3 separate regions of the Mus musculus genome follow, and regions 1 and 3 are each linked to region 2. The links are chromatin loops, found by intact Hi-C in ENCODE. Cell type or tissue: left cerebral cortex. All regions are shown on one strand.

The links. A loop is a pair of places that touch in the nucleus more often than their neighbours do. Peaks named below come from ENCODE experiments on the same cell type or tissue, not always from the same donor. Only the 100,000 strongest peaks of a DNase experiment are listed, where the experiment ranks them.
Region 1: it touches region 2 in a loop (2.7-fold over the local background); 3 of 42 quality-filtered maps call a loop at or near these places.
Region 3: a loop joins it to region 2, with 2.7 times the contacts of the local background. A loop is called at or near these places in 6 of 42 quality-filtered maps.

What each region holds. Positions count from the first base shown.
Region 1 is chr10:90,869,614-90,877,613 of GRCm38, forward strand. The region is part of intron 17 of Anks1b (ankyrin repeat and sterile alpha motif domain containing 1B); the gene reads left to right. Among named protein-coding and RNA genes, the nearest start is that of Apaf1, 210 kb to the right of the region's middle. In left cerebral cortex, a CTCF peak has its summit at 4,306; DNase peaks (open chromatin) are centred at 3,438, 3,803 and 4,262; H3K27ac peaks cover 1,705 bases.
Region 2 is chr10:90,962,283-90,970,282 of GRCm38, forward strand. Anks1b (ankyrin repeat and sterile alpha motif domain containing 1B) reads left to right here. Exons shown (of 27, transcript NM_001359241.1): 26 at 3,943-4,110; 27 at 7,522-8,000. The coding sequence ends at 7,632. Among named protein-coding and RNA genes, the nearest start is that of Apaf1, 120 kb to the right of the region's middle. In left cerebral cortex, a CTCF peak has its summit at 4,572; DNase peaks (open chromatin) are centred at 2,556, 3,015, 3,545, 4,008 and 5 more places; H3K4me3 peaks cover 412 bases; H3K27ac peaks cover 5,290 bases.
Region 3 is chr10:90,715,243-90,723,242 of GRCm38, forward strand. All of the region lies in intron 17 of Anks1b (ankyrin repeat and sterile alpha motif domain containing 1B), which reads left to right. Among named protein-coding and RNA genes, the nearest start is that of Apaf1, 360 kb to the right of the region's middle. In left cerebral cortex, CTCF peaks have their summits at 3,650 (motif pointing left) and 4,974; DNase peaks (open chromatin) are centred at 1,782, 2,851, 4,575 and 7,949; H3K27ac peaks cover 4,133 bases.

The DNA.
Region 1 (8,000 bases), 93 kb before region 2:
TGTAGGCCTCTAATGTCTTTGTCCCCTACCCTATTTGACATAAGAGCATCCTCTGCCTTCTTGAAAACCTTGCTAAAAGCATCATGCCCTTGAAGAAGCCCCATCTCCCTCAGAATCCTTCCTTTTCTGTGATCTCCCGATCTGTGGTCTCGGTGCTGAGGCAGGGCAGTTTCTTGGGTCCATTCATGTTTCCTTACTTACGACTCATCAGGTGCAGGGAGTACATTTTAGGAATCGTTTCATCTCCTTTGTGTGGCTGCCTCGCCGCCTAGCTGATATTTTAACAAATGTTTGGGCCGCGATTCTGTTTTCCTTCCTGTCAACAGCTACAACTTAATGAAAGTAAACTCTTGTGTTCTGTCTCAGATAGATAGAAACGTGCTTTAGACGATGCTCTTTCTAGCGAGTTCTTCCATTTATAGAAGAAAATGTGCTTTTAAAAACATTTGTCCCTAGTTAGTTGGGCTCATCAGTCCTCCTAGGCTCATAAAGATTACTCAGGATCTGCCTGTGGTTGCCCTCCCCACCCCCATCCCATCCTCATTTTATATCTCCTTATAAGGAGCCTCTAAAAGGAAAAGCAAGTGATACCACCGACCACATTCTGCACTGTCACATTAAATAATAAATCGTAATGGGAGGGAACAGGAATGTTTAGGAAGGCCATACTAGACACGTACATACAAAGACATTTTTAAGATTATCTTATTTTATTAACATTGATTAGCATATTTTCTTCCTCCCCCCTCATTTAGTCCATTTTTTGTTGTTGTAACAAAACACCTGAGGCTAGATAGTTTATAAGTAGTGGAGATTTATTTAGCATTCAGTTCTGGAGCCTGGGAAGGCTAAGAGAGTAGCATGGAGATCTAGAGAGGGTGTTCAGCCAGCATCACAATGTGGCAGAAGAGCACCAAGGGGCAACATAAGCAGACTTAACAGAAAGATCACTTCTACACCAAAGCTACTCTCATGATAACCCTTTAGGTTGTGAGTAGGCTAATCCATTCATGAGGGGAGAGTCTTCGTGACTCATTCGAAGTTCCTACCTCCAAATACCAGTAACCTATTGGGAGAGTAAGTCCTCAGCATAAGCTTGGAATGGTGCAAGCCACCGTAGTGGAGAATCCGTGCATTATGTGCTTTGTGTATATCCACAACATTGGTTTTATCATCCTCACAAGTTCACAGATGAATAAATAAAGCCAAGGAAGGTGAACGCCTTCCCAACAACCCAACCTCTAAGCCATTCGTCTTGAGTCTGCCTCACATCAAAGCCAATGGACATAACTACTTCAAAAACAGGGAGAATTGATTAACATAGCTGATTGCACTCCTAAGTATAGCTTGTGGTAGATTATTTATAACTACACTGTATATGCTTCATAAAAATACGTGTAGCTTACTAAGCTGCAGTTTATACCTAACCACCTCATACATGCATCAGGCAGGACATTATTCATTGCGCATTTACTTAATTTGTATATTCAACCTTCCACCTGAGGACATGGATATCCTGAGACTCAGATGACAAGACCAAAGAATAATAGACACACCTAAAAAAATCAGGTCCAGTCAGCAATGGTGGCGCACGCCTTTAATCCCAGCACTTGGGAGGCAGAGACAGGCTGATTTCTGAGTTCAAGGCCAGCCTGGTCTACAGAGTGAGTTCCAAGATAGCCAGGGCTACACAGAGAAACCCTGTCTTGGAAAAACAAAAAACAAAACAAATCAGATCCAAAGCACAACCCTACCACAGATCTTCAAATACAAATCTATATATATATATATATGATATTATATATATATGATATTATATATGATATATATCATACATATGATAAGACTATATATATATGTGTGTGTGTGTATATATATATCATATATATATAGTCTTAACAACCTGTGGCTTCTGAGAAAGATGATCAAGTGTCTTATAGGAGCAGGCATCCTCTACTGAAGAATCCAGAATGACTGGCTGGTGTGGGTTCACAGGGCGGTGCAAGTTATGAAGCAGAAACGGGAAAGATAGTGGAAGCATTTTGGCATCTAACAAGTCCTTGAAGACCTTGTCTTAAAAATAAATAAAAATAAATAATTGACCAAGATCCAGTTTTGAATTTTGGGCCCCCTTTTACTCAGCTTCTCTCATTAGCTCTGTTTATTTTGTAGGCTTTTAAGGCAGAGCATCGATACAAGTTGAACACTGTTAGAATTATGAGAGGGATTTTTTTTCAGTCTACATTTATTGTCTTCATTTAGTGCTGTGCTTACTGGTCACCTGTGCTGTGCATGCTTTTGACTCCAGGCAGTTTCGGTGATGAGCCGTAAGTGATCTTTTCAACATGAGAAGATTAAGTAGGTGGCAAGATATGCTTCTATTTTCAAAAATTGGTGACTAAGCACATTAAGCAACCGTACATACACTGAAGCTCTCCTGCATGAACAGATCAGCAAAATTCAGCGCCGGGAGGGAGTGTGAAGCTGTAAATATGGCAACTTCGGCCATCATTCAAGAACCTTTCTTCAGATGTCAACCAATATATTTGCTGTGGAACAAGAAAGTGTTTGTAAAGTGGCTGATAGTTTTTAAAGAGACTAAATCAAACAAAATCCTATTTGTTTGGAATCAAATTGCTCAGTAGGGAATCAGTGGACCTTAAGTGATGGCTATTCTAGGCGACACGGATCAGATCAAGTCAAGCCACCCGCCCAGAGTGACAATATTGGGATGCTGGTTTCTTTAGAAACACAGAAATATTATAAGAATGTGTTTTCATCTTGATCCCAAGTGTAGGAGTATGGGGCTGCTCCAACTGTCCACAGCAGCTGACTGTGATTTGCCTCATGCTCTAGCAGAGGTGTGGTTGTGCCAGCTGTAGATAGTTTCTACAGTTGTGTGATGTTTGGAATTCTGGGAACTCTTCAGGGGGTGTATAAATGCTAGGTCCCTGGAGAAGGGTTTGTTGGTGAGTGTTGGTTGTTTAGGGAGGATGATTGCAGTTTATTAGTAGTCATTCTCAAAGAAGAAACAAAAGGAAAGAAATTAGATTTTGGGAGCACTCTCTCTCCCTCCTTTTCTTCTTTCTTTCTGTCTCTCTTATCTAGTGTTAGGGGGTGAAACCAGGAGAAGAAACAGTGGCAAAAAGAAGAACCTACAAGGTAGCAAAGACCAGCTACACCCCTCCCCACCCCCACCCAGCCCTGTTTCCAACATGTCTGTAGGAAGCCACCATCCTAGCAACACTAGCCCATTCTCAGAAGTGTATTCCTGGCCCCTAAAAGGTGCGTAAGAAATATATAGAAAGCACTGTTGCAAAAGGCAATTTAGAATTACACTCCCCACTCCTCTAGGCTTGGCTTCCATGGCAAAGAAGGTGTCAGTGTTAAGCTCTTAACAGATTCAGTGGCTTGCATAACCTCCTGAACCTGTTTCCTCATTTGCAAAGCAGGGAATGACATCACTCTCTGTACAGGTGGGAAGACTCTAATGCGATGAATTATGCATGAATCCAGCCCGTAAACCACTTGTATGTGACTTTTCTGCCATCTCTCTACATACCATCTACTCGTTTTTTAGCTCCCAATGGCTTATTTCTGTGAGACAATCCCAGCAGAGCAAGCTCAGTTCCAGAACCTCCTATGCCCTCAGATATGTAAATTGTTTCCTACAGTACAGTTTCCTGGAGTAGTTTCTATTCCCACCCCTGGAACATTCCTGGTTCCCCTAGGAGTCGCGCCACCCACCGAATGGTTCAAACACTTTCCCAGTCTACTTTGAGCAACTGTGAATCCTTCTGTCTGTACAATTATTTTTATGTACCATGCATATTTAAGTAGGAGAACAAGCACCTACACTAGGGTTGGGGAGTAAGGATGCTTCTGTTCTCCTTTGCACTGTGTGGGCCAGTCGCCTCAGTTGGTTAGCATGGCTTGCTCCTGAGCCAGGAGTGGTGGCCTCAATCCACACGGGAGCCAATCCACTCCAGTGTCTCTGGCCCACATCGTGCTGGAAGCCTGACTCTGGAACTCCATCCCCCACCACAGATTAACTCTTCTGCTCCCTACACAGATACTTCACCATGCCAGGCTTAACTTTAATGGTTCATTAAAACAACCAGTCCTCAAACACACCCCACTTACAAGGCCTATGCGAGGTACGGGGCTGAATCCGTTAGCTACCCCATGCCTTCGTGGGGTCTGTAGCCTAACTTGAGTGGGAAGCTCAAGTAAGCCAGCAAACATTCGTATGCTTGTAAATTCTTCAAAGAGCCCTTGGAGAAGTGGGCATTACTCAGTAGCAAATGACAGCAAGAGGGAGCCATTTCAAAAGAGTGGCTACGAGAGGTTTCTCCAAAGAGACAGGTGTCCATGCTGAGACTCCAGTAAGAAATCACAGACAAGTGAAGAGTGAAAGAAGACAGAATGATATCGGTGTTTGTAATGACATACAGTGACCCCTTTCCGTGTGGACACTGAAATGAGAACACGACCACAGCATCTTCTTGGTGTGCTTGCTTTGGGCGCTGGCCGGGGCACAGCACCACAATCTCACGGGTCTTCTGCAATGTTAGGGCCTTTGCCTAGGAGGAGGAGGAGGCAGCATGTATCATTGTTTCTTCTCTCGAAGCTCCTAGCAGTCCCAAAGTCCCAGGAGACCTCTGCAGACATGAGGAGAAACAATTACAAAGCAGGAATGTGGTGGACTCTGACTCTGGAATCAAAACTGTTCCTTGCTCAGTCTTCATGCACTGGGAATATTGACCCTGTGTGAGTTCTCTGGACCACGCTTGGGTGCCTTTGCCAGCCAAAGGTCCCTAAGAGCCTCCAATTCCTGTTATCTTTGGTACTTCTTTAGCAAACCCTAACCAGATCCTGAATGTATCTCCTTGCTCTTGTATTACTTTGCTTCTATTTTATATCATATCTTCACAAGATTTTCATATTTTTGGCTCCTCACAATAACTATATGAGGGCAACAGGTTTAGAATACGAATGAAGCAAAGTTAACAGAAATTATGCTTTGGTTTCTCCGCAAAGTACCTACCCCTGGGCTTTCTGAATACAAAATACACCATATCCAAATGTTTGTTTTCTTGGGGAAACCGGTATGGTGGAATCTTAAAAGCACATTTGCTGCAGAACGGGAGTAGTGTTTGTGTGTGGTTATAAGGTTTTTCAGTATGGAGTAGTGCTCAGATCAAACCCAGCACCTTGTGCCTATGTAGGCAGGCATACTATCACTGAGCAACACTGCCACCCCAAAATCCGCTTTTTAAATCTAGACTCTTCTAGTCAGTTGACTATACCATCTTGAACCTCGGTTTTTCTCCATTAGAAATGGGGATTACAAAGCCGGGTTCAGAGAGTTAACAAGGAAGGCACCAAGCCCCGCCCCCTAGGCGGGATGCTTGCAGTGCCTTTGCCGCTGCCCTGCCATCTTCCTTCAGCCATTCTCTTTCTCAACACACCTTGAGGCTGAACCCAGCAGATGCAAAGAGTACTTACTACACAGAGCCGCCTCCTCCTCCTCCTCTTACTCCTCCTCCTCTTACTCCTCCTTTTACTCCTCCTCCTTACACAGAGCTCCTCCTCCTTCCTGCCTACACCCCATACTCACAAGCCCTGCTATTTCTGCTGACAAGATGGCTCTCAGAGCAGCCGTCTCTTCCCATCACCATTCATTTTTCATTCAACAATTCCTTATTGAGCACTTACTATGTGCTGCCACTATGCTGGACACGGGGAGCGCAACAGCGAACAAAGCCTGTCCCCGACCTACTTTTCATTTGCTGGCCTGTGGTCATCCCCACCCCAATCCATTCTCACTATTAACACCAGCATTGTTGTAACAACAAAAACAAGGCCAGCTCTGGCCTCTTTTTCTTCTTTTTCCTTTTAGATCTTAGTTTCCCTTCAATTGCAACGTAAATAAATATCTCTTGTCTTTAATGAGTATTTACTGTCTGCCCAACATCATTCCAAATGTTTGTGTGTGTGTGTGTGTGGTTTTTTTTTTTTTTTTTTAGCATGTTGTAGAATTTAAAGTTGAAGAGCACGTTCCTTTTAGACAGCCCTTCATCTGACTTGACCCACTCCAGTGGACTGACCACAGATACACCTAAAAATCCCTCTCACCAACATGTGTTACTCTTATGCTCCTCTGGTCTTACACACAGTATCTCTCCTCCCGAAAGCTCCTCCCCTTACTTCTCCACGTGGGAAAGCTCGAAACTGTCAGCGAAGTCTGTCTTCTATGCCAGGAGGCCATCTGCAGCTCCCAGAGACCTCGTCCGATCCTCTCTGAACCTCCCCACCTTCAAACATGTCAGTCCACCTCCCTGCCTAGTGTTCCTTGAGGCAGTTGTATCTCAATTATTTCTGAGTGCCTCTCAGCAATTTAATACTACCCAGTGTACAAAACCTCAGGGGGTGGGGGAGTGTTGTTGAGTGGATGAAAGAATGAACAAAAATTATTTCTTTGTTCTCCACCAAGGCATGACTCTTGGAATGGAATCTACCAAAGAAAACATGGATACATAGAGTGGACAGAGTTCTGTCAAGGACACAGTGACCAACGTTCACTCACCATGCTATGGTTCTTTAATAGGCTTTCCTTTCATTATCCTGTCTTAAGCATCAAAGGAGATAGACTTTGTTCTTTGTGAGATCAGGTCTTGGCTGGCCTGGGTGATGTGCGCATGGGTAAAGGGAGTAGAGAAAGAACCACTACCCCTTAAATCTCGTCACTCTCATTTTTGTCATTTGTATTACGTAGAAAATGACTTGCAAGCAGAACAGACCTTCTACCTAACTCTTAACTCAAGATCAAATGAGCTACCTGGATTCAGGGTGTCTGCTAAAGGAAGGGCAGATACATAGAATTGCTGCCATTTGAAACCCAACTCATTCAGTCTTCAGCAGCATCTAGCTGTGGGAAACAAGACACTAGACTAAGAAGTATAGCAACAAGAAGCTACCCCACTTCTTGAGGTGCAGTTCTGCAGTGACTAAGGGTCAGGTGATACTTGATGAAGAATGTGAAAGTTACCACCACCCCTTTCTTAAGGAAGGTGTGGCTCAAATAATAAGCCTTTAGTGGAAAGTCTGTTTGTCTCATTTAAAAGTTAGTAAAAAAAATTTTTTTGCAGGAATGATAATTTAATCATCAAGTAAACAGAGCCAATCAGATAAAACCAGTTTGTTCTATTGTCCTTTCGGTCAGTTTAGCTCCTTCAGCTTCCTGGCGAATTGCTTGTCAGTCAGTGCAAAGTAACCAGAGACATAGTCTCTTTGATCTTGTTCACAGTAAGATAGTAAGCTGTTGGACCAGGCCAGCCTTTCAAACAGGTTCTGATTCTAAGAATCAGCCTTTATTTTATTTATATTGGAAGAAAGAAAAAGATTGACAGTAAAATAAAAGGAACTTTCTCCCTGGAAAAAAATTCTATAAATGTATGTCATGTTGCATTCTAATATCCAGATAGTCTTTTTCAGCTTTGCTAGAGATTTTACAAATACCTATGTAACTTACTCTGTGTGTGTGTGTATGTATGTATGTGCATATATGTGTAAAGGGTGTTTGAAAATTAATCCCTAACTAGATGAAGAATATTTTTTTAAAACTCAGATTCATGATTTAAATTATTCAGTTTTTGTTTTGCTCAAATGTAGTCCTTGTCCTTTTTTTTTTTTTTTTTTTTTTTTTTGGAAACAAGAAACAAACCATACTTACATAAGCCTCAAAGTGCTTCATACAAACCAGCCTGTGTTAATAAATGCTTCTGTCTTAAGAGTTGTATTTGGAAGGGGTAGCACCTTTCTCCCCCCTGTGGCCTCCCTAATTAGCATTTCTCCTAGGCAGCCTTTCCATAGAGACACTCCAGCTAAGACTCCTGCAAGGGTTTCTGTGTCTTCCTGTGCTTTTCCCACAGGAAACCCTTGAACACATTGTGTCATGTTCACGAGATAGAAATATCATTTTTAATGAACCCTGATCA
Region 2 (8,000 bases):
TGGCCACACCAAATACACAACGCACATGCATGTTACTGTCCTTCGCTGGACTGTGTAATGTAGAAAACATTCAAAGCCACTTGTCATGTGTCCCTAGAGATTTATGGTGGACCGGTAACCTGGAGGTTAAACCTAAAGCCTTGAAAGTGCTGGCTAAGCATTCTATCATTGAGCTACGTCCTTAGTCCCAGGAGACTGTCTTCTATTAAGCCACAAAGATGCAGGAGGAGCCTAGGTCATGACTACATAGCATTTTTAGGGTTCAGAGGTAACTAATACAAACCTAAAAGAATTCCAGTTTATGCCCACAGGTGGCAATTACACAAGATGAGCCTGGCCATGCTGACTTCCAAGGTTCAAGACATAGAAAGGAATAACTGTGACCTTTGACAGAGTTGGACCCCAGACCTCAACTTCATGGTAGCCCCTGATATGGTGAATTCAGGATTGGGCTCCCATACCAAGCACTGTCCACCACAGCTCAGAGACTGAGGGATCTGCTTCACACACTGCCTGAGCCAGGGAGGGTTCAGCCAGCCTTCCTTTGCTGTTTGTGGAGTCCATAATTCTGAGGTTCTGCTCTTTGCCCACCATATCTGGGGTCTCTATTTGGGCCAGCTTGGACAGTTGTAGATGCTCAGCTTATGGTCTGCCTAGGCCTTGAGGTTCCTCCATGTACTTCATGCTGGATGGCACTGTAAAGCCTACATCTAAGGGCTAGCCTGGGAAATGTGAGGTGACTGGACTGGACCAGCCTCAGTCCTTAGTAGGCAGCACCACCACCTGGCTCTCTCAGCATCATCTCTAAGCATAGTGGTCTCAGAGTGGTCACACAGTACTGACTCCCGAAGCAAGTGCTACAATAGGGCCAGGCAGAGGCTGTGGGACTCCTCCCATCTGTACAACAGTAAAATTGCCCTCACATTACTCATGGTAATTAGTGTATTAATATAATGAATATACTTAATGTGTAATTAAGTCCTGCTACAATATGGTTTTCTATGTTGGCCTTACAGTGTCCAGCTCTGGGGAGAACAATTCTCCTTGCATTGTGCATAGTGGGGGTGACACAACAGCAGAGGCAGGCAGAATGATCCTGCAGCAAATACACTGGATCATGTGTGCTCGGTCAGGGTGACGGTGTGGCTCCACGGTAGGAGCATCTGCCTGCTTAGGGCCCTGGGTTCCATCCCTGGAGGAAAAGAAGAGAGGAAGGAAGGAAGGGAGGGAGGGAGGGAGGGAGGGAGGGAGGGAGGGAGGGAGGGAGGGAGGGAGGGAGGGAGGAGAGAAGAGAAGAGAGGGAGGGAGGAGAGAAGAGAAGAGAGAGAGGAAGGAGGTAGAAAGCAAGAAGGAAGAGAGGGATGGAGGGAAGATTGATGGAATGCCCTCAGGTCCTCTGTGACAGCACCTGTTCCCTGCTGGGTCCTGGTACCCTGAGACAAACAGTGCAGCCCTCACTGCAGGTCTCAGTGCCCAGGAGCCACTCCCTTCCTCCCATCCAGCATTCGTGTTTAAAACATTAAGGCCACAGAAAAGACAGAAAGGTAACAACATCCAGGTCTTCCCAAATCACAAAAGAAAAGAAAAACACTCTAAGGCATTCTGTTTTTAAAATTAAAAAAAAAAAAAAAAAAAAAAAAAAAAAAAAAAGAACAGAACGATGTGCTAGTGTGCACACCTTTAATCCCAGCACTTGGGAAGCAAAGGCAGGCAGATCTCTGTGAGTTTGAGGTCAGCCTGGTCTACAGACCTAGGTCTAGAACATGGGGGGGGGGGGGCAGGATACACAGAGAAACCCTGTCTCAGAGAAGGGGGAGGGGAAAGAAGAGGGAGAGAGGGAGGAAGGGAGAGTGAGACAGAGGCAAAGACAGAGAGAAGAGAAGAGAGAAGCAAGACACCTGTCATCCCAGCTCTGGGAAGGCTGAGGCAGGATGACTGCCACAAGTTCAAAGCCAGTTGGGGGCTGAGTGGTCTGGTCTCCCTTTCTTCCTTGGGGACTTTTCTAATACCAGTCACTCATTTCAAAAGAGGACAAAACATCTAACTTCGTATCATACAGAAACTTTTAGTTTCCCAAAGTAACCCATAGTAACCATTTGAAAGCCTCAGCCACTCAGAGGAGCAGCTCTGACCTCCACGTGAAGACCCTGTAGTCTCACAAAGCTCTCACACGCAGGAAATTTGTCTGAGGCTAGTGCTGAAGGAATCTGCACCCTAAGCTCACTGCTCCTTCGTGCAGAGGCTGCCTGTTAGCTTCACAACAGACACCAGGGAAGTCAGAAGCCCCGTTGGACTTCTACAGACCCCGCCCCCATCCCCGTCCTGACCCCACCTCCCTCCCACCCTCCCCACCCCACCCCGGCCCCCCTCCTGCCCTGAGGCAAAGCTGCCAATGAATGACGTGTGCACAGTGTAGGCAGAGAGTAGTAGGCAGAGGAAAGGGCTCAGCCCTCTTTGTACAGTGATGGTCAGAGCTGCCTCCCAGTGCTCCCCCACTATCATTTGTTGGTGAGTTGTTAATTTACTCGTCTGACTCAGCTGTGGAAATAAACATGGCTTAGTGTTCACTGCAGGGAAGTGCATGGCCTGGCTGTGCAAGGGACGGGATGACAGAATCGAATGTGTGTCTGAGAGGAGCACAGAGATTGACTGTCCCACCAGCTCTCAAGATCATAGACATTGCCCGGCTTGAGTCTGAGACAAGGACACTTGATAGGACTTTGACATAAAGTCCAGTTGGTCCAGACTTGGTGAGACTCTTCCCCATGGAAGAGTCCACCTCATGTAGTCCATCCTCACTGAGTGCTGAGGGCAACAGAGTCCCTAACATTTCTCAAAGCATGCTGGGAAGGAGTGGGGGGTAATAAGAACAGGAAGACATGGTGTACTTTCAGCAGAAGCAGAGTGCTACCTGCATTTTTGAAAGAAACCATAGAGAGAGACGGTAGGGATGGTCACGGTAGGCTGTTCTTAGCCTGTATAGTAGCACTGAGAGCATCCTCGGGCTGAGACTGTGGCTCAATGTAGAGCATTTGCTAAGCACGCATGAAGCCACAGGTTCAACCCCAGGGTCATTCTGGATAGACCAGTAGGCACCCACCTCTATGATGCTTTCTGGCGTAAGGATGTTGTGGCTCCGATCCCACCTTCCAGTGGGCTAATGTCATGTTGTCCCTGTGGGAGAAGAGAAGGGGAAGCTGCGTGTGGGAGAGAAAGCTGAAGTCAAAAAATAAGTATGTGAAGAAAGGCGGGAACAACCCTGGGAGAACTGCTCTGTGCAGAGGACGTACGTCCCAGGAGAGGTTTGGTATGGTATCCTGCCCTGACAAACTCTCGTCTCTTGGTGATTTGATGATAAAATATAGAGCGTGAACCCTTGGGGAGTGCAAAAAAACCTCAAGAAATAGACGGATAATTAGCTCTATTTGAACAATGTTTGCATGCTCGCTGCTGCAACTGTGAGACGCCACACCAGCATGACTAATGCCTCTACCCCCGGCCTAAATTAGATTCTGATTGTGCTTCGTATATATTCACTGAATCACAGATGTTTGAGGTAAAAAAGACCCAAAGTTCTCAAGAACACCTCCCATGGAGCGTGTGGGATCACTGCTACAAACCCCTTCCCCCCATCCAAGTCTCATGAGCAAAGAAGCCACCCACAAGCGAGCTGCACCTGGAGGAGCACCCGGGGCTGGTGGGCTGCATGAGGGCTCTGCTTATAAGGAATTAATGGGGGAGGAGGTCTGGCAGCCTGGCTCCAAGGATGCTACCTCAGTGACTAGCGTCCAGAGTGCTTTGTTCTAACAGACTTCCCCTGAGTCACTGCCGCTGCCGGTGGGGCAGTTCAAGGTCCACGCTGCTCCTCAGCTATCCACTCACTCTGACCCTTTGTGTGCCTCTAGTAAATGTTCTTCTTGTCTTGTCTGTTTGCTCTTGCAGAATTTAGCCTATGAAATCATCCTGACGCTGGGACAGGCATTTGAGGTCGCTTACCAACTAGCCCTACAAGCAAGAAAAGGGGGCCATTCCTCCACACTCCCAGAAAGCTTTGAGAACAAGCCCTCGAAACCCATCCCAAAGCCCCGAGTTAGCATTCGGAAGTCAGTGGTAAGTACAAGACAGAGACATCTTTAAGCCTGCAACCAGAGGGAAGGGGGATTCAAAGAGGACCTGGTGCAGTGAGGGGGAGGCCTTTAGAATCCAGCCTGCCTTCCCCTGTCCTTTCCTGTGGTCTCCTGCTGGCATGTGACCATCATTCCCGCAGGCTCAAAGAATCCTTTCCCCAGAGCCCAAAGGTAACAGAGAAAACCACGTTTTTCTCTGCCACCTCTAGCAATAGCCTTTTGAGAGCTTGGATGGCTAGCTGCTGCTTCTGGTTTTGACCCAGCTCACCAGAAGGCCTAGGAAAGTGTGGAGGCAGCCTTCTCTGAGGCCTCGCCTACCACTCAATCAGGGGGCAAGCCTCTGCCCTCCAGAGAGATGTGCAGAGGCTCAAGGTGACGGTACCCTGGTACCCTCCTGGCCAAAGCTAGATACCACAGCTTGCCTTTCAGGAGACCACGGCATCCTCAGCCTCGAGATGCCTGAGCCACAGCCTGTGTGCCTTCCCTCTGGACAGCTGAAGCTCTCCACAGCCTAGTAACTGTTAGAAGGTGGTACCCCCCTCCTCCCTGTCATCTGCCTCCCTCCAGGAACTTCCTCCCTTCCCTCCCTCCCACAGGCTCCGCAGACATCCTGTCCCAACAGGCTGGTATGACTTCAAAGCGGCCGCCTCTGGTAGTAGCAACACCCCAAAGCTGGAAGGCTCCCAGCCAGCTCCCCATCTGCTCTCTGTTCCAGCATCCATCCCGCATCCTAGACTCTCTGGGATTGGCACCGGGCAGGCCCCCAGAATGCGTTGCCCCCCCTCATCCCGCAATCTTTCCATCTGCTGCCTTCTCCTCCTCCTCCTCCTCCCATCAGCTCTCAGCCTCCGTCCGTGTCATGAGAAAAATAGACATTTTTAACCTCCAAAGAGAGGTTCCTTCCTCGGGATGATGTGGCTTCTGTGGATCACACCTTTGGGGCCCCTCCCCCTCTCCTGTCTCTGCTCTTGGTCACCTCACCACCCACGGGATGATCCCTCAGCATCCGGCCTCTCCGAGTCCCTGAGAGTCCATTGTGTCCTCCTGCATCCCAGAAGGCCTCCGCTGATTGGTCATTACCAGTGGCTGCTGCACCTCTCAAATCCCATGCTACACTCCTATCCCGGACCCTCCTGCCTCAGCACCTACCCAGCCCATGCCCCCTGCTCTCTATTCCCCAGTCCTTGACACACCCCAGAACCCTAGAAATGTCTGTCCAGTTTGTTTCTAAGCATCTCCACTTTCAAGTTTAGCCACTATAAATCCTTGCTTCTCTACCCCCTTCTGTCCCCAGCCCAGCAAATGACACAACACTTCACCATGCTGCTTGTCACCAAAGTCCCCAAGTCACCTTGATTGCTGTTGTACTTGTACCTCCACATCCAGCCCATGAGCAGAGATCAATCTTTGCTCCCCTCGAACACACCTCCAGTCTGCCCACTCCTCTTCTACTTCCTCCATCACCCCCCTAATCCAAGGCCAGTGCACACCTTCCCAGTGACTCCCTTTTTTCATACAGCAAAAACCATGGCACCCTAAAAATACCCAAACCTAATCTCTGATCACACGTGGTGATGCCTAGGCCTTCCACTCCTCGAGTACACTGCTCAGTCCCACTGGAGACTCTATGTCTCCCATGATTGCTCTCTTCCACCTCCCCTGACCCCCGAATTCTGCACGGCCCCATGGTACCATTCAGGTTTTAGCTGCACGAAGCTTTTCCTAACCAGGGTAGTTGCCTGGTCACCTTGTAGGCCCTCTTCATTCCGCGTAGTGTTGACTGAGCTTTCTGTTGTCTCTCTTCCTGCACAAAAATATCTACTCCATGAAATACACTGGCATGCTGTCACCCCAGGGCCATAGCAGCACTCACTACAAACCTGCGGTCAGAGACACGAGGTGGTGAGGGTGGACTTAACGAATGTGTCTCTGAGTGCGATTATTAAGCTTCTGAGTCCAGGAATGCACAGCATGTTTGTGGGGATTGTTGCTTAGACTACTCTATTCCTTCTCGTGTGGGCTGGATGAGTCTGTTCACAGCACGCACGTCCTTCCAGCTGTACTGCGGTCCACGCAGACTCCTTCCAGAGGAGCACTAAGACTTTGATGCCGTAAGGGCTCATAGAATATTCATCTAGACACCCTCTCTGGGAAACAGGAGAGTACCCAGTCTACCTGGCTCTGGATGCAGGCCCTCACCAGGCTTCAGAATTCCCATCTCCTCAGCTCCAGTGGTTTACTCTCAGGACACACACAGTGCTCTTTCTAAAAGTCCTTCTTCCCTCGTCCTATGAAGGCACAAGGGAAACCATGGCAGAAGGCAGCCTGATAGGCACATAGGCTCAGGCCCTGCAGCCTCCAGGAGGTTAAAAAGCTGATAGAGGAAGTCTGAGCAGGCCTTCCAGAAACTCCTTGGCCCCCGTTTACAGAGCCAAGTAGATGATGGCCAAGGGATGAGCAAGCCATTGGGGAAAGAGCTTAACTGAGGCCCATCAGAGCTCAGACTTTAGCTGCTGCCCAGGGAATGACATGCTTGGCTTTATCTGAACCCAGGACAGAGTCCGCCAAGGCGCAGCCTGACAGGCCCTTGCTGGCCTCTTCCCTCCCTCTGTCTGGGGTACATCCCTCTCGGCCACTTTGCCCTCCCTCCGGAATCTGTACCTGCGTTTTGTCCACTCCAGTACCTTTCTTATCCAGGCCGAGCACTCATTGTCTGAACAGCATTTATTGACAAATATTTATTGCATGCCTGCCTTGCATTGAGCCACTAAGAGCTTTCCCAGGTTTGGAGAAAATAGCAATAAAGTTAACAAAACCCCCACCTTTGCGGGGCATCCGTTGTGGAAGAGGGAGTAGACAGGTGGTATGTGTCTGTGTCAGGAAGGGGGGAGCTAAAAGGTTGAGGTGCCATTTTGTAGAGGGTGTGGGGAATACAGCTTCTAGGATAGGAAGTGGTGTTGAAGCCAAGACCTGGACCACACTGGCTAGGAGGCAACCGGGAGAGAGCAGAGGCCTCACTGCACGGATGGGTGCCCGAGGGCCATCCCCAGGGCGGCATGGCTGGAGCTCAGAGAGGCCTCAGGCAAGTGAGCGGGGCGCTGCAATGTCCTCGGAGGACGTAGGGTTCTTTCCGGACCCCGATATTGGGGTGTTGGGAACCACCGCTGCTCCCCTGCCTCTGCGCCCCGGGGGCGGGGCCAGGTCTCACTCGCGTCACCCTTGCAGGCCCCTGCAGAGTCGCTGTGCAGTACAGGTGCGAAAGCGCGGACGCCGCCGGGGCCGCCCCGCAGCGCGGCTGGGCGAGCGGGGCCCGAGGTGGGGTTCCAGCGGCGCCCACGCGGCCGCGCCGCCGCCCAGCTGCCGGATAACGGGCATCAGCCTTTCTGTTTTAAAGCAGATCGACCCTTCTGAGCAAAAGACTCTGGCCAATCTGCCGTGGATTGTGGAGCCGGGGCAAGAAGCCAAGAGGGGCATTAATACCAAGTATGAAACCACGATTTTCTGATACCCGCCGCCCCGTCCTCGCGGTGCCTTGCTCGCCCAGCAGTCCCCGCAGCAGGCTCTCCTTCGCGCCTCCGTGTCCACCCGCCCCGGGAGGAAGACTGCTCCAGCTCGCGTGGCCTCGTCACGGGCGGAAGGGCGACGGCCATCCCTAGGGAGCCTTCTGCCAGCGAGACTTTGACGCCCCTTAGAGGCGCGAGGGGGGCTGCGCGGGGCGCCCCAACTCCGCTACCACCGCCTCCTCTGAGGTACTGCTCAACTGCCCCGTACTTGCTTTGCTTTAGTTGGGGGGAGAATACCTTTTTAAAAGTGAGAGGGTGGGGAGAGGGAGGGTCTCCAGTACTGCCTGAAAGTCTAAACAGCTTGGGTTTA
Region 3 (8,000 bases), 250 kb before region 2:
TGAATAATGTTGCCTATTGGCCCACTCTCTAACCCCTGAATAGCTAGTAGTCTTCTTATAAGACCCAGAATCCACAGCCTAGGAATTGCACTGCCTACAATTAACTGAACGCTTGTCTTAGTTGGGGTTTCCATTGCTGAGAAGAAACACCATGGCCAAGGTAACTCTTATAAGGGACAACATTTAATTGGGGCTGGCTTTAGAGATTTAGTCCATTATTTCATGGCATGGAGTATGACAGTATCCAGGCAGACACAGTGCTGGAGAAGGAGCCAAGAGTTCTACATCATAATCCAAAGGCAATCAGGAAGAGAATGTCTTCCAGACAGCTAGAAGGAAAGTCTCAAAGCCCAATCCCACAGTGACTTCTTCCAACCAGGCCACACCTCCCAATAGTGCTACTCTCTAGGCCAAGCATATACAAACCACACCACATCAATTATTAATCAAGGGAATGCTCACTGGGTAATCTGACTGAGGCAGTCTTTCAGCTGGAACTGTCAGATAGCTGTGAGCCACACCAAGTTAGTGGCCGCAGCTAGCAGAGTGGGCCTGACGCTCACTATTCACTGAGGATGCACTCTTAGGTTTTACTTCTTGGTTTTTCCAGTCTTCCAAATTCAGATGAAAAAAATCAGGTTGTTATAAATCTGTTAAACCTCCCGGTAAATTTTTCTGTGATATGCCTGTAGGATAGTTATAGACTATTTTAGTATACATTTTAATCCGCGTGCTAAATACAAAAAATAATGAGGATCATTTCATCTTTAGATGAAAAACAATAGATTTAACATAAATTAATTTAAAATCGCTAATAAATACATTTTAACCACTGACTGTGGGGAAAACATTACAGAAAACTAGAGTTAAGGTTTATTGCATCATCTTTATCGGGTTTTTAATTCTGAATATCCTGTCTCATTTAAATAAATGACTTATATTTGAGCAGAGGTTTGTCAACTGCCGCGTGACTTAATTAGCTAAACATCTGTCAATGTCTCAGGCTTCTAACCAGGTCTAATTAATAATAGACAAAAAAGCTTTTATGTTAATAAAGAGGAGTTGGTTGCAAAAAGACAAATATTGCACAATTTAACTTCTATGAAGTAATTAATTGTCAAATTTATAAAGACAAAAAGTGAAATGGCAGCTGCCAAGGGCTGGATAGGAAGTTGATGAGAAGCATTCAAGAAGATGAGAAAGTTCTACCTCAGAGGTTCTCAATGCCATGAGCCTTTGAGACAGTCCCTCATGTTGTGGTGATGCCCAACCATAACATTACTTGTGTTGCTACATTTTAACTATAATCTTGCCACTGTTACAGATAGTAATGTAAATATCTGTGCTTTCTGATGGTCTTAGGCGACCCCAGTTACAGGGTCATTCAGCCCCCACACACACACACACACACACACACACACATGTTGACAGCTGTGTAACTATGTGGATATTCTCAGCACCGCAGAACTACTCAGCTTCAGATAGCTCGAATGGGAAACATGTTGGTGTATATTTTCCCACACAGGCAGAAGACGATGGTGGTGCTCACAATGAGAAAGCAGGGGCTGTAAAACAACAGACATCAGTACATTTCCTGACACTCTCAGCAAATATTTCAGTTTGATAACACTTTCTAAAAGCGTTACTTTAGTTTTCTCCCACTATTTCTCGAAGTGACAATTCTTACTTTTCTGCACTTTTCAGGAGATAAATTTGGGCAGCCTAGAATCCGTTGTTACACCCCCTAATCCTAGCCCTCTTGCATTAATCCAGTGATAGACTCCAGGAAAGCTGCACTGAGATTATTTCAGTCACACCTGACTGTCCATGTGAAAATGTCAGCTCTTCCACCTCACACACGTTCATCTTTCCCTTATGCAACACCTCTGTAACAATTCAGAGCCCAACTCTTTAGGTGGGTGTCTCAGGTTTAATTTCTGTATAACAAGTTACTACAAATTTAGCAGCTTAAAGCCACATGACTTTGCTTCCCAGTTCCCATGGGTTAGTTCTCAGGGGAGTTAGAACACAACTGAGGGCCCCATTGAGGTAGCTTTTCCACCCAAGGTCGAGCTTGTGGCTGAGCCCCCCCCATTCCCCCCCACCCCCAGGTCATGCTCTGCTTCCCAACTCCAGCAGCACTGTCAGAACTAAGTTTCCATGTGATTCTAGGACTGAGCCGGCAACCCTATCCGTTCCTTTCTATCTAAATTACTACATTTTCTCATCAAGTCCCACAGAGTAGCCTCCCTAAATGAACACTCTTGTCCACTTAAATGAATCACCCAAGCTGATTAAGTAAATCAACTGACTAGAGACCTTTACTTATTATATATGCAAGCCTTTCCGCCTTTGTCTCATGGCCCCATCACAAGAGTGAGGATCATCTCATAGCCACAGATCCTGCCCACACCTACATAGACAAGGTTCTACAAGATACACAATCCCTTCTAAAGACAACCTCGTAAAAAGCATCATGGGATACCTTTCAGATGCTCAATATTCTCAACCGGAAAACTAAGGGTGAGAAGACCCATTTCATAAGGACAGGATGCTTAAATGATTTTGCATTTTACACACAGTATCTAGGAGCACAGGTCTTTTGTATACAACATCCTGGAGCACAGATATTCAGAATACCCTGGCTCTCACGTTTTACCCAGCAGACGTCTCTCTGTGAAGTAGAGAACATACCAAGACTGACTAGGCTCTGTGGCTGCCACAGACAGGCTCTCACCCTTCCTTGTGCTGCCTCACTTAAGCTTCACAACAGCCCTCTGGGGCAGGGGCTGGCGTGTGAAGAAACTAGGACACAGAGGAGTTAAACTACTCCTACTTCCTGAGTTAGGAAGAGGTGGAGCCGGCTTGCCCATCCTCCAACCTCCAGCAGCCTTGCTGTGGAGTTCACTTCTCCTCAGCGCCCTCCCCTGCATCCCCTGGTGTGACAGAACATCCGAGGGCAGGTCAGAGCCCCACTCACAGTTCTCAACAGGCAGAGTCTCGGGGAGCCTCCTACCTGCTAAGTTTCTGGCCCCTTCCGTGCCATTACCTCCGACACGACACGTCCTTATCCTACACACGTTCCGGGTGAGCTCTGTACTAATTGAAATGGTGCAGCAGCGTTATTGCTTTTGAGGCAGTAGCTCATAAAGACGTCTGGTTTTAATTCACTCAGTATTTCTTTTGAATAGTTGATGACTCAACTCTTAAATTAAAAAAAAAAAAAAGAGTGATATAATCCTCTAAAAACCAAGGGGGCTGATTACCTAATGGCGGAATCGCATGGGGGAGGAAATTTAATTTTGATGGAATTTTTTTTTTTCCTGCGCCCTTCAGTTCTCTTCACTTATTTCAAGTTCGGCCTAGTTTCCCACAACTTTCCACATGCCCGATTTCCCCTTCAGGAAAGATAGAGCCTGGGGAAGGACTCCGCAACCCTTGACCACAGGAGATGGATGGCCGTCTAGAGAGCCGCGTTATGTTTATGTAAAATGTCTTTTACCTCTCTTCCTAGCAGCCTCAAAGAGTAAGGGAGGGAGCTGAAGAATTGTCTCAGTGCTTACTTGCTGCTGTGACAAAGGACCAAGAACCCACATCGCAGGTCACAAACTGTAGGTAACTCCAGTTCCAGGAGATCCAGCGCCCTCTTCTGGCCTCCACAGGCACCAGGCACGCGCATGGTACATAAATACATACACAGTCAAAACACACAGACACACAAAATAAAACGTATTTAGAAGATGGAGGAGGAGGAGGAGGAGGAGGAGGAGGAGGAGGAGGAGGAGGAGTCTGAAGAAAGCGCTGAGTGTGCAGGAGACCACAGGGAGGGGAGTGTGCAGAACAAAGCTCCAAGAGTTCCTACTAGTTCTCTGCCCTGAGCTAAACCATTTCACGTGCCCAGCCGTTTCTACATACGTGTCCTTGCAGGGATTCTGGTACTTCAAAGTGACTCTACGGGGAGATCGTGCTCAAAACTCTTAGGCTCAAATAGAAGAAGGGAAAGGCTTATATCTCACTTTCTTTACCCCTGGATAACTTAAGAGGCACAGGGTGACTATCTTTTTCTCAAAACGTTTGGACCATTATATCCATATACATAATAATATACATAATAAGGTAATGTTGGAGATAGGACCCAAATCTAAACACAAAACTCACGTGTGTGTGTGTGTGTGTGTGTGTGTGTGTGTGTGTGTGCACGTGTGCGTGTGTATGTATGAATATATACCTTATACACATATATTTAAGGTAATTTTATACAATGTGTTAAATGATTTTGTTCATTTAAACTGTTTTTTTTCATACAAAGTCAACTGTAGACTTTTTCATGTTAGCACTCAAAAAATTTTTTTAAATTTTGGAGCATTTCAGATTTGAGATATTTTTCATTATGAGGATTGACCAGCATCTGGGTTGTTAAACAGCTGAACGGTGAAACCAACAAACGCTTGCTGTTGCTTTGCAAAGTAAACTCAGTGGTGTCCTCATAAAGAACGACTGCCAGCACTAATTTTAGCCACACACACTCTCCACACATTGCTTAGTGTCTCATCCTTGCTGTAGGTAAGAAACCACTACACTGGTGTCGTCTCCCTCTGCAGGCAGGCCCTAGCAACTGTGTGGTCCTCGGGGTGCTATCCCTCACCTTTGACCCTGCCAGTGGATTTCTGTAGGGGTCCTGCTTGGGTAATAAAGTTCTCCTGCTTGGGTAATAAACACAGGTCAAGCTTGCTTTACACTCTCTCAGCCTTCTGCATGAAGGATACAAAAACCCCTTCATGTGTCTAGCATAGGAATATCACGTTTTCCTTAGTTCCTTTAGGTTGTTTGTTTGTTTGTTTGTTTGCTGTTTTAACCTTTGGAACATTTCAGTGGCATTTGTAAGAAAGTCATGAGTTCAGCATTCTTGAACCAGGCACTCGCAACTGGCAAGCTCAGAGCAGAAGGGCAAGCCGAGCTTGAAGTCCCCAGTGGCTGGTTTCAGTATTGATTGGGCTGAAAGCCCTGGACATGGGGAAGCACAACTCCAGTTTCTTAGGAAACAAATGGTTTCCTATGATTCCTCTGCTCTGCTAACGTTGTCTCATTGGAATTAAGACAATAATGATTTGCTGGGCCTTTTATTCCTCAAATTTTAGCTCTTATTGGAGAGAGGAGAAAGAGAATGGGGGATGGGAGAATGAGCGAAAGAAGGAAGGAAGGAAGGAAGGAAGGAAGGAAGGAAGGAGGGAGAGAGGGAGGGAAGGACAAAGAGAGGGATGGAAGAAGGAGGGAAGAAGGAAGGAAGGGAAGGACAAAGGGAAGAAGGGAGGGAAGAAGGAGGGGAGGGAGAAAGAAAAGAAAGAAGGAAAGGATGAAGGAAGGAAAGAGGGAGAGAGGGAGGGAAGGAAGGAGTCCTTTATGGTATTCAGAAAAACACCATAATATTTATATATCCCTGTGGGTTTGACTAGTTTAACATCTAGTACGGTATAAAAAGAGACTGCTTCTTGTCTGAACATAGGACCCAAAGATGGGGGAAAGAGGTTTCAGCATCTCACATCACAGACTGGGCACTTAGAGGACTCCCTCCATAGCATGTACTAAGAAGGAACAAGGCTCTTTCTGCTGCCTTGACAGGCTTCCTTCAGTTACCTTATGAGGCAGTCAGGTAAGGCAGGCTGATAGGATGGTGGAGGCAGCTTGGAGGCTGAACCATTTGAGCTATAGACACTAAGGAAGACAGGCCCATCTCATCTCTCCTAATACTTCAGCAGTTAAAGGGATTGTGTCGTGTAGAAGACAGCCTAGAACCAGAACAGCCCACAGTGCCACTCCAAGGTGACAGAATCACCCTTACAGCTCCCCAGATCAGGTCCTGGAGCCACAACTCTGGTCATCAGTGAAACAGTGGAAAACTTTGGTTGAATGGAAGACTATAGAGAATACAGCGTGGAGGGGTCAGAGAGAAGGCCACATGGATGGAAGCACGGGCTGCTCATTCAGAAGTCTGGACCTGCATTCCTAGCACCCCTGTCAGATGGCTCACAACTGCCTGTAACTCTGGTCCCAAAGCATCTGAGTTCTTGGACCTCTGCAGTCATCCACACACATATGCACATACACACAGAGACATGTTTTCATAAATAAGAAATAAGTCTTTAAAACCAAGAAAAGGCAAGGTTTAATGACTAAGATCTGGCACCTGGACAAGATGTCACCAAGAGATAGTTTCCTAGAAGAGTTGGCACCTTCCGGGGCAGTGACTGAGAGAGAAGCATGTTTCTACCTTACCCCTGGCTGTGATCAGCCTCCACGATAAACAGTTTATAGAAAAGCAAGCCAAGCAAGCACAATCTATTGTTTCTTGGTGAAAACCTAACAGGCCTACTATTTACTTGGAGCTTCACATCTGTTTCCATAGAGACATCACCTCTGCCTACCTAGTTTCCAACTCACCAAGTCTATTGTTTCTCAAGTTCAGCGGCATCAGGTTAAATAATATGATTCTTTCATAACTAGCTCCTAAGCCTACCTCAGAAATAGCTAATGGGTAGGCAGGCGGCCCCAGCTCCCACGGCGCAGCCTCACGATGATTAATGGAGTTTAAAACTGGGGATCGTTTGGAGAAAAGCATTAACGCAGGACCAATAACAAGGGCAGAGTCCTGATTTTTTTATGCTGTATCATGTCGTAGTTTTATATTAATAACAGAACTAGTCGTGTAGTTTTTAGCAGAGTGGTCACAGCTTAGCGTGGATCAATAATTAATAATGTATAAGGCTGGAAGGATAGATAGCTCAGTGGGTAGAGTGCCTACCATGTAAACAGGGGGCCTGAGTTTGAGTCTCTGAAAAACACACAGAACTGGGATCAGCAGCGCCCGTCTATAGTCCCAGGGCTCCTATGACCAGATAGGACGTGGAGACTGGAGGATTCCCCCAGAAGCTCACAAGCCAGATAGCCTGAGTTACTCAGCCACAAGCCACAGACGCCCTGTAGCAAACAAGGTGGACCATGAGAAGTAACACCCAAGGATGTCCTCTGACCTCCGTATACCCGCCATGGCACAATCACACACATGACTGCATATGCACGCGTGTGCAGACATTAAACGCACAAAAAATAGAGCATGTGGCCTATGGAAATAACTCAACTGACAGACAAAAAGTTGCACGTGAGTGACTTTAACCCAGTGCCTCACTCTTCTCATATAGATGGGAAATGATAATGGTGTTTCCAGGAAATGATGTAAGAGTATGAGAAGTCAGTCAGATGCATAGAACAGTGTCTGAGACATAATAAACACACGGTGTTGGCTTTGTGGGTTTGTAAATAGCATCCTTATCCATTTTCTAGTAGTAGCATCTAAGAGATACCAATTTCTCTCTTGGCAAATTGAAACTCTCAGGTTTCTCTTGCTTCTGAGACCTTAGAAGCAACTTGGGGATGAGATCACTCAAGGCAGGATTTGTAGCTAGAGAGAAGAGGTCTGTTTCTGACCTCGAGTCTCTGACCTATTTGAATAGGACATTTTTGCCCCTGAGCATTGCACCCAGTACAATCTCTGTACAGATGGACTTACAATAGATGTTTACAGAAATGAGGACATAGAGGTAGTGAGCTTCTCCTACGGATCAGTCAAATCCAAACCATCTAACCAATAACAGCTTTCTAATGAGGGGTGGATCCTTCCCAGCAGGAACCATGGGCCCATTGCTAGTACCAGACACTCAGTGTCACTGACGAGAATCAATGTGTTAAGTTCTCAGAGTGCCGGTTCTACGCCGTACATTCTAGCCACGTTGTTAATCTCCAGCTGGCATAGTCTTAAAGTGAGAAAGGCTTTGGCCCAAGCTCCGTGCTTTTGAATGTTTATCTATTCTACCTCCTCAGCCCCAAGGACTCTGCGTGAGAGTGTCACTAAGCTGGAGTCTGCCCTACAGAGCCACATGAAACTCTCACTGAGATGATCATAAGCCTCAACCAGCAGCTCTGTTGGGAGGCCGGGGGTGGGGGGA